2 separate regions of the Homo sapiens genome follow, and region 1 is linked to region 2. A link is an interaction called in ENCODE POLR2A ChIA-PET data of the cell type or tissue named here. Cell type or tissue: PC-9. All regions are shown on one strand. Region 1 has its middle 29 kb from the start of BEND3. Region 2 overlaps PDSS2 (decaprenyl diphosphate synthase subunit 2).

Region 1 (5,000 bases), 240 kb after region 2:
GGTGACTTAACAAGAGGTGTCACCTGGTAAGAGGCCAGAACTGATAGTGGAATGTACCCCTCCTTTAGCTCACCCCACCTTGCATCAGAGCTCTCAAAGGCTATAGTTTTAAGGCCACTACAGATAGAATATTCCTAACTTAAATCCACTGGCATATATAGAGTATGACCAATTTGTTGTGAGCTTCCTAATTTCTAGTTATTTATGCAGTTCTATACCATGATTTTCTTTCCTTTCTTCCTATTTTTTTGAAGATTAGAACTGCTTTAATTGCATTCTTTTTAAAAAATAGCTGTATTAGGGCCGGGCGCGGTGGCTCACGCCTGTAATCCCAGCACTTTGGGAGGCTGAGGCAGGCAGATCACGAGGTCAGGAGATCGAGACCATCCTGGCTAACATGGTGAAACCCCATCTCTACTAAAAAATACAAAAAAATTAGCTGGGAGTGGTGGCGGGCGCCTGTAGTCCCAGCTACTCGGGAGGCTGAGGCAGGAGAATGGCGTGAACCCGGGAAGTGGAGCTTGCAGTGAGCCGAGATTGCACCACTGCACTCCAGCCTGGGCAACAGAGCAAGACTCCATCTCAAAAAAAAAAAAAAATAGCTGTATTGAAGTAAGTTTATACACCATAAAATTCGCCTATTTTAATTGTACCATTCAATGATGTTTTGGTAAATTTACAAAGATGTGCAATTATCACCACAATCCAGTTCCAAAACCAAAAGAGACCAGGCACGGTGGCTCACGCCTGTAATTCCAGCACTTTAGGAAGCCAAGATGAGAGGATCACTTGGGCTCAGGAGTTCAAGACCAGCTTGGGCAGCATAGTGAGACCCCATCTCTAAAAAAAAAAACAAAAAATTAAAAAAAAAAAGATCCTTTGTGTCCATTTGTAGTCAACTCCTACTCCCACCTTTAATTCTGTTCAGCCACCAATCTACCCTCTGTCTCTATAGATTTGCCTTTTCCAGACATTATCTATAAATAGAATTATAGAATACATAGTCTTTTGCATCTAGTTCTCTATCACTTAGCATAATGTATTTGAGTTTTATCCACGTTGTCTCATGTATCATTATTTCCTCCCTTTTTATTGCTAAATAGTATTCCATTGTATGGATATAAGACATATTGGCCAGTTGATTCACATGTGGATTGCCTCTTTTACCTATTCTGAATAATGGGAACATTCAAGTATAAGTCTTTGTGCAGACAAATGTTTTATTTCTCTTGGGTAGATCTCCAGGAGTAAGATTGCTGGGTCACATGATACATTTATGTTTAATGTTTTAGAAATTGCCTGTTGTCCGGCCAGGCGTGCTGGATCACTTAAGGTCAGGAGTTCAAAACCAGCCCTGCCAACATGGTGAAACCCCATCTCTACTAAAAATACAAAAATTAGCCAGGCATGGTGGCACATGCCTATAATCCCAGCTACTCAGGAGGCTGAGGCAGACGAATCACTTGAAACCGGGAGGCAGAGGTTGCAGTGAGCCGAGATCACACCACTGCACTCCAGCCTGAGCGACGGAGTGAATCCCTGTCTCAAAAAAAAAAAAAAGGCCGGGTGCAGTGGCTCACGCCTGTAATCTCAACACTTTGGGAGGCTGAGGCAGGAGGATTACTTGAGGTCAGGAGTTTGAGACCAGCCTGACCAACATGGTGAAACCTGGTCTCTACTAAAATACAAAAATTAGCCGGGCCTGGTGGCGCATGCCTGTAATCCCAGCTACTCTGGAGGCTGAGGCTGAGGCACTCCTACCTGGGTGACAGAGCAAGACTTCGTCTCAAAAAAAAAAAAAAAAAAAAGAAGAAAGAAATAATATAGTACTCTTTACAGTTTCACCCAATGGTAACATCTTGCAAAACTGTAATATGATATTCCAACCAGGATGTTGACATTGATAAAATCTATCAGTCTTATTCAGATTTCCCCCTAGGGAATTTTTTCAAAATTGTTTTGGCTACTTTGGGTTCTTTGCAGTTCCATAAAAATTTTAGGATCCGCTTGTCAATTTCTACCAAAAAAAAAAAAAAAAAAAAAATGGAGCCTGCTGGTATTTTGGGATTTTGGTAGGGATTGTATTCAATATATAGATCAAATTTTGGAAAATTGTTACCTTAATTAATCTAATTTTCCATGATCCATCTTTTTTCTTTTTTTTTTTTTCCAGGCAGCCTCCCAAGCCAGAGTAGGCTCAGAGACTCCCAATCCATCATTTTTTACTTTTTTACTTTTTTTATTTGGTAAAATATATATAGCATAAATGATTCATTTTTGTTATTTTAAGTGTACAATTCAGTGGCATTAACTACATTCACACTGTTGTGCAACCATCATCACTATCTTTTTCTAAAACTTTTTCATCACCCCAAACAGAAACTATGTTGTTGTTATTTTTAACAACAATACTGAAATTGCCAACTCAATAGTTACTGTATTGTCCTCTGTGGCCACAAAGTCCTTTTTCAGATCATGAATTTAATGCCAAATCTTAAATCTCAAGGAACCCTGGTACTGGACTTTGGAAGAACATAGACAGTCTTTGTTAAGAAATTAGGCTGTGGCCAGGCATGGTGACTCATGCCTGTGATCCCAACACTTTAGGGGGCCAAGGTGGGAGGATCACTTGGCAGTTCAAGATCTGCCTGGGCAACATGATGAGACCCCATCTCTAAAAACAAAACAAAAAGGGTGGGAGTTGCAGTCTTCAGATCCCAGCTCTGCCATTGACAATCCAGTTACTTCTCTGGGCCGGGTGCAGTGGCTCACACCTGTAATCCCAGCATTTTGGGAGGCCAAGGCAGGCGGATCACCTGAGGTCAGGAGTTCGAGGCCAGCCTGGCCAACATGATGAAACCCTATCTCTACTAAAAATACAAAAATTAGCCAGGTGTGGTGGCGTGTGCCTGTAGTCCCAGCTACTCGGGAGGCTGAGGCAGGAGAATCACTTGAGCCGGGAGGCAGAGGCTGCAGTGAGCCAAGATTGCACCACTGCACTCCAGCCAGGGTGACAGAGAAAGACCCTGTCTCCAAAAAAAAAAAAAAAAAAAAAAAAAAGTTACTTCTCTGAACTTACATTATCATACACAGATTTAAACATTTTTATTTCTATGATTCCCTAGGTGTGGGCTTCACTAAATGGGGGCTAGAGACCCTAAGGATATGCAGCACCCTGCCAGGTGCTGTGGAAGCCACAAAAGGAGCGTGCACATTGTCTAGCAACATTTTTCTTCCACAAAGTTAAAATTAGGTACTTTAACTACAAATGATTTTTCAAAACTTTTGTGGCATTCCAAGCATATATTATGGAGTTGAACATAAGATTCGGATTCATTTTAATATCACATGTAAGACAAAATAAATTTAAAGTATTTTCGGGTGCTCTGGGCTCACCCTCCTTCCTATCCATCACCCCCCTATTTCACTTAACAAGTCTTTTACCCGCTAGTCTCCCTCCCAGTCCTAGCAGACATTTACTCATCATTCACAGCCCTTTTCCTACCAACCCTCAGAATCCTCTCTTTATTTTTTTATTTATTTGAGATGGGGATCTCACTATGGCACCCAGGCTGGTCTCAAACTCCTGGGCTCAAGCGTCCCCCTTTGGCCTCCGAAAGTGCTAGGATTACAGGCAAGGGCCACTGCATTCAGCCTCAGAATCCTCAACACAGCACTCCAGGGAGCCACTATTCACACGTCTGAGCCAGCACACAAGTTGGGCAGCCATCTCTGTTCAACTGGTAGAGACGAGGTTTCACCATGTTGGCCAAGCTGGTCTTGAACTCCTGTCCTCAAGTGATCCGCCCACCTCGGCTTCCCAAAGTGCTGGGATTACAAGGGTGAGCCACCTCGCCTGGCTGTATTTTACCATTTTCTAGGTAAGTATTTGAAATAAAATCAGTAGCCCTGAAAATCAAGATTTTATTTACTTTCCAAATGTTATATTCTTCCTTTTAAATTATTTTACTTTCTCTGATTTGCACATAAATTATGATAAAGATAGGGAAAGGCATTATATGGTATGTTGACTTTTAAAATGGCAGAATCCATTATGTCATACAAGTCTGCTAGTCCAAAGGTATTTATATTTTATGTAACTTTGTCCTCCTAACAACCATCAACAGAAATTGAATGTCCATTAGTATGGAAAAATCTCTTTGAAATGTCTTTGCAAAACACTTTTTATGGGCTGGGCATGGTGGCCCACACCTGTAATCCCAACACTTTGGGAGGGCAAGGCTGGACGATGCCCTCAGGTCAGGAGTTCGAGACCAGCCTGGCCAACATGGTGAAACCCCAACTCTACTGAAAATACAAAAATTAGCCAGCATGGTGGCGCATGGCTGTAATCCCAGCTACTCGGGAGGCTGACACAAGAGAATCGCTTGAACATGGGAGGCAGAGATTTCAGTGAGCCAAGACCGTGCCACTGCACTTTTTTTGTACCTTTGTGATCATTAGTTCCTGTTCAAGAAAGGATAACGTGTATTGTTTTTCCCCTATTTAAGAAATCTTTAAATTTCATTTTATCTAATTAATTTTAACACTGGGGTTGGTTGGGAATTTTTTTAGATTGTCATCTCTTTTTTCAGATATATATGAAAGTGAGATGAAGAAATGGACAAGAGCAGGTAGCAGAGAGATCAAGCTTTTTTTTTCTTAAGCCATTAAACATCTATATTTTTCTTCCCAGTGTCCTACCTCCCAACTTTTGATGATCAGAGGCTGGTATGACAGATTACCTTAATTTGTATCTAGCTGTTGCTAAGTTATCGCCATGGTATCAAGACACTGAGGCAAATATAGATGGCTAAAAACAAATGTGTGAGAAGAAAAAATTGTCCCTAGTCCCCTCACCTCACTGTCATCTGGATGAGTAGCAGCATTAAATCTGTGTCGTAGTTGCTTCACAACCATAGCAAAAAAAAAAAAAAAAAAAAAAAAAGCTTGAAAACCCAATTATTGCATCCTATAAAAATATAACGATTTCTGCAAAT
Region 2 (5,000 bases):
TCCAGATGTCAAGGTCTAAGTAGTCAGACCCTCCTTGGGAATGTGTGGACCGCAATGGTGGAGAAATACCAAAGCAGAGTGCAACAGGTTGGTGGAAAAATGGACAAACCCTTCAGACTTATTTGAGAAGGAAGCAGCTTGTGGATTAAGTTATTCTGTTGCTCTGTATGTGATTTTCCTTTCCTTAAGTCAAATTTAGATGTAACATTCTTGTGCATCTTGTTGCTATTGGAGAAGGATAGCTGGGACAACCCTAGCTTTGGACTTCTGTGGTTTCTTTAATTTTGCATTGTTTTATGTACTAGAGAAATATTTTGAAGGTTTCTCATATTACTAAAAGTGATTGCTAGGTGATCTTTATATTTTCCTCCAAACTCTGATGAAAGAACAAAATTGATTAAGCCTTTGGAAAATATTTATTTCTGGTCAAATGGGATTTAGTTAGCTTCATTGATAAAGTAGTATAGCTTGCAGTCTGCTGTACCCTAATCCTGAGATCTTTGGGCATTTGGGGCAAATTATTTAACTTCGATTGGCCCTACTTTGTTCTTTTATGAAATGAGGAGATTGCACTAGTGAGTTCTTGGATACCTTCCAACTTTGTGGACTCTGGTTTTATGACATGAATGGTCAGATTAGATTTTATCCAAGATGAATAATTACCAAATAATGTCAGTGATTTAAATGTAAGCCTAATCCTGCTGTGAGCCTTAGAACATTGTTCTGTGACATGTTCAGATAACACTTAAATATAGGATCCAATTGTCAATTTTTGTTTTTTTTTTTTTTAGAAAATGACATATACAATGTAAAACTATTTACATCTAATAAACATGAAGTTACTTTTTAATATCACAAAGTTTGAATTTTTGAGTCCACTGTTCCTCATTGTACAAATCTTTGTAAATTATTTTGATTCCTGTATATGGGAACCCAGAAGAAAAGTGGATCATTTTTTTCAGTGCCAGATTCTTTGCCTAGTGAATATACATAACTATTAAATAATTAATACAATCTTAGTTTCTTTAAATGTGTTTGAGTTGACTTTTAAGGACAAAAATTTGTAGCTTCCTTTCTCAAAGATGCCTTTTTAGAGGACACACTAGAGAATAAAGAGGATGAGGAAAGGGAGGCTAAACTTACCTTCATTTAACATAGTTAATGAAGTTCTAAGGCAGAAATTCTGTTTACTTAACAGTTAATTTGTAAGAGCTTTACATCCTACATATGATTTTTCTATAGACATGTTACTGTATTTTTCTGGAAATTATATCCCTTCTTCCAGTAAGCAAGCCTGACACATATTTAGGCCATGTATTTTTGCTCATGTACAATCATGCTTTTTTAAAGGTAAACTTTGCAGGACCTGGAAACAGATTTGAGGAAAGATCCAGACAGGTGAATTGCCTATTTTATTTAAAAAAAAAAAGAGAGAGAAAAAAAAAGATGTTCAGCTTTTAGGGTTGAGCTGTCAGTTCTCTTGGTTTTAATGTCCTGTGGTAAAAGTTGGTCTGCCTAGTATTACTTCAACTGAAACTTCCTTACTGAGTACATGGGCAAAAGCAGTCCAACATAGTAAATAATGATAGTTGATTATAACAATGACCCTAAGGCAGTGTAACATATCCAAATGTTTTCTGATTTATCCATGAAAGATTGTGATCTTGTTGTGATTTTGTTCCCATTCATTTAGTAAGTACTAATCTGTATGTAGTCAATTGGTATTAACCAGCGTACCTCATTCCCTGATCCAAGAGGATAACAGGATGTTTTTTGTGTTTTGTATTAACTCTGCTATAGAGGTTTTCTGTATGAAGATTTTTTTTTTTTTTTAAGAGACAGGGATCTTGCTATGTTTCACAGGCTGGATTCAAACTCCTGGGCTCAAACAGTTCTCCTGCCTCAGCCTTCTGAGTACCTGGGACTATAGGCAGAAGGATGTTTTTAATTTAAAAATGCAGGAAGGTTAATTATAGTATCTTCTATATTACGGTCATGTTCTAAAGATTTCTCAGATCTCTCTTCCTAAAGAAACTGGCCAAAGACTAAATAAAGAGATGAAATTCAGAGGTCAGTATTCACCTGGAAAGCCTTGCTATAAAAGTACTTCTTTCTGAACATTTAAGCTCCCTAATCTCTTTTTGAAGATTCATTTGAGCAGACATTTATTGAGCACTTACTGTGTATAAAATAGTATGAAGAAGGGAAGTAGAACTATGATATTTTTGTAGCCTTCAAGGACTTTATATTCTAATAATTCCTTAAATTAACTTTCAGACCTATATAAATTTTGGACAGTTTTTGTGTTTTTATTTGCGGAAATTGAGAATTTTGCATCAGTCAGACGGAAAGCACCAGGGGGAGAATGATCTATTCAAAAGTCTACAAGTTGTGTGAGTGTGAGTGTGTGTGTGTTAATATTAATAACAACTTTATTTAGATACAATTTACATACCATAAAATTCACCCTCTTTAAGTATACAGTTTAGTGGGTTTTTTTTGTTTTTTTGTGTTTTTTTTTGGTTTTGAGACAGAGTCTCACTTTTGTTGGCTGGACTGGAATGCAATAGCGTGATCTCGACTCACTGCAACCTCTGCCTCCCGGGTTCCAGCAATTCTCCTGCCTCAGCCTCCTGAGTAGCTGAGATTACAGGCGCCCGCCACCATGCCCTGCTAATTTTTGTATTTTTAATAGAAACAGGGTTTCACCATGTTGGCCAGGCTGGTCTCGAACTCCTGACTTCAGGTGATCCAACCACCTTGGCCTCCCAAAGTGCTGGGATTACAGGCGTGAGCCACCGCGCCCAGCCAGTTTAGTGGGTTTTAGTGTATTTACAGAGTTGTGCAACCATTACCACTATCTAATTTTAGGACATTTCTACCACTCCCCTCAAAAAAACCTCGGTACCTGTTAATTATCACCACCTATTTACCCACTACCCCTAGTTCTGTCTTTATGGATTTGCCTACTCTGGATGTTTCATATACATGAAATTATGGAATATTTGTCCATTTCTGCCTGGCTTCTTTCACTTTGTGTAATATCTTCAGGGTTCGTCTATGTTGTACTTCATTTCTTTTTATAACAAAATAATATTCTAGTGTATGAATATATACCACATTTTGTGTAACAGTTGATTAGCTAATGGATATTTGGGTTGGTTCTACTTTTGGGCTGTTATGAAAATGCTTCTGTTGCATTAGTTTACAAGTTCTTGTGTGAATACATGTTTTCATTTCTCTTTGGTGTATATGTAGAGTAGAATTGCTGAGTCACATAGTAACTTTGTTTTACCTTTTTAAACTTTTCAAAACTGGCTGTATGATTTTAAAATCCCATTAATGAATGAAGGTTCCATTTCTCCACATCTTCATCAACAATTGCTATTGTTGGTCTTTTTCATTTTAGCCATCCTAATGGGTGTAAATTGGTGTCATTGTGGCTTTGATTTGCATTTCTTTAATGGCTTATGACATTGAACATCTTTTCATGTCCTTGTTGCCCATTTGTATATCTTTGCCCATTTTTTAACTGGGTTATTTTTCTTTTTATTGTTGAGTTGAAAGTTTCTTTATTTGTATCTAGATACAAGTCCCTTCTCAGAGGCATGGTTTGCAAATATTTTCTCCCATTCTGTGGGTGGTTTTTTTCACCTTCTTGATGGTGTCCTTTGATACACAAAATTTTTAATTTTGATGAAGTCCACTTTATCTAATTTTTATTTTGTTTCTCATGCTGTGTCTAAGAGCATCTTAATCTTATGAAGATTTACTTTTATGTAGAAAATAGCATTTTACAGTTTTCCTTCTTATATTTAGATCTATGATCTATTTTGAATTGATTTTTTTTTTTTTTTTTTTTTTTTTTTTGAGATGGAGTCTCACTCTGTCACCCAGGCTGGAGTACAGTGGTATGATCTCGGCTCACTGCAGCCTCCGCCTCCTGGGTTCAAATGATTCTCCTGCCTTGGCCTCCTTAGTAGCTGGGATTACAGGCGCACACCACCATGCCTGGCTAATTTTTTTTTAGTAGAGATGGGGGTTTTACCAGGTTGGCCAGGCTGGTCTTGAACTTCTGGCCTCAAATGATCTGCCTGCCTCGGCCTCCCAAAGTGTTGGGATTACAGATGTGAGCCACTGCACCCAGCCCTGTTTTGAGTTAATTTTTGTATATGGTATGAGTTAAGGGTCCAACTTTATTTTTTTGCATGTGGCTACCCAGTTGTCCCCATACCATTTATTGGAAATATTATTTTCCCTGTTGATTGAACTCTGCGTCTTTGTCAAAAATCAACTGACCATAAATTTAAGGTTTTTTTGTTTTTTGTTTTGGAGACAGAGTCTTGCTGTGTCACTCAGGATGGGGTACAGTGGTACAATCATGGCTCACTGTAGCCTCGACATCCTAAGCTCAAATGATCCTCTCACCGCAGCCTCCCAAGCAGTAGGGACTACAGGTGTGTGCTGCCATGCCCAGCTAATTTTTTATTTTTTGTAGAGAGGGAGTCTCACTATGTTGTCCAGGCTAGTCTTGAACTCCTGGGCTCAAGTGATCCTCCCGTTCTTGGTCTTCCAAAGTGCTAGAATTACAGGCATGAGCCATTGCACCTGACCAAATATAAGTTTTTATTTCTGGACTCTCAAATCTATTCTGTTGATCTGTTTGTCTGTCCCTTATGCCATTATTATACTGTCTTTATTGCTGTAGTTTTATGGTAATTTTTGAAATACTGTAAAAGATTCCTGCTTTTACTTTTCCCCATTGCCCATATCCTTTTGGTCACCAGTGTTTAATTCTTGCTCTTTAATATTTTCAGAGTGTTCTAATTTGTGCCCTCACTAACAATTCTTGGGTTCAAGACTTTAATTATTATGGTGGTGGTGGTGGTGGTTCACGGCCAAAAAAAAGGAAAGAAAAAAGTATTAGCTTTTCAGCCATTTTTGTTTACCTCCCGCACCTGACATTATAAAAGGTGTAGGGGATATAACAGTGAATACAC

The links. ChIA-PET counts read pairs that join two places held together with the same protein. Peaks named below come from ENCODE experiments on the same cell type or tissue, not always from the same donor. Only the 100,000 strongest peaks of a DNase experiment are listed, where the experiment ranks them.
Region 1: POLR2A ChIA-PET joins it to region 2 with 12 read pairs; 2 of 35 experiments call an interaction of 5 or more read pairs at or near these places.

What each region holds. Positions count from the first base shown.
Region 1 is chr6:107,141,738-107,146,737 of GRCh38, reverse strand. No RefSeq gene overlaps it. Among named protein-coding and RNA genes, the nearest start is that of BEND3, 29 kb to the right of the region's middle. In PC-9, no CTCF peak of the experiment used is centred here; a DNase peak (open chromatin) is centred at 1,877.
Region 2 is chr6:107,382,169-107,387,168 of GRCh38, reverse strand. All of the region lies in intron 1 of PDSS2 (decaprenyl diphosphate synthase subunit 2), which reads left to right. Among named protein-coding and RNA genes, the nearest start is that of PDSS2, 75 kb to the left of the region's middle. In PC-9, no CTCF peak of the experiment used is centred here; no DNase peak of the experiment used is centred here.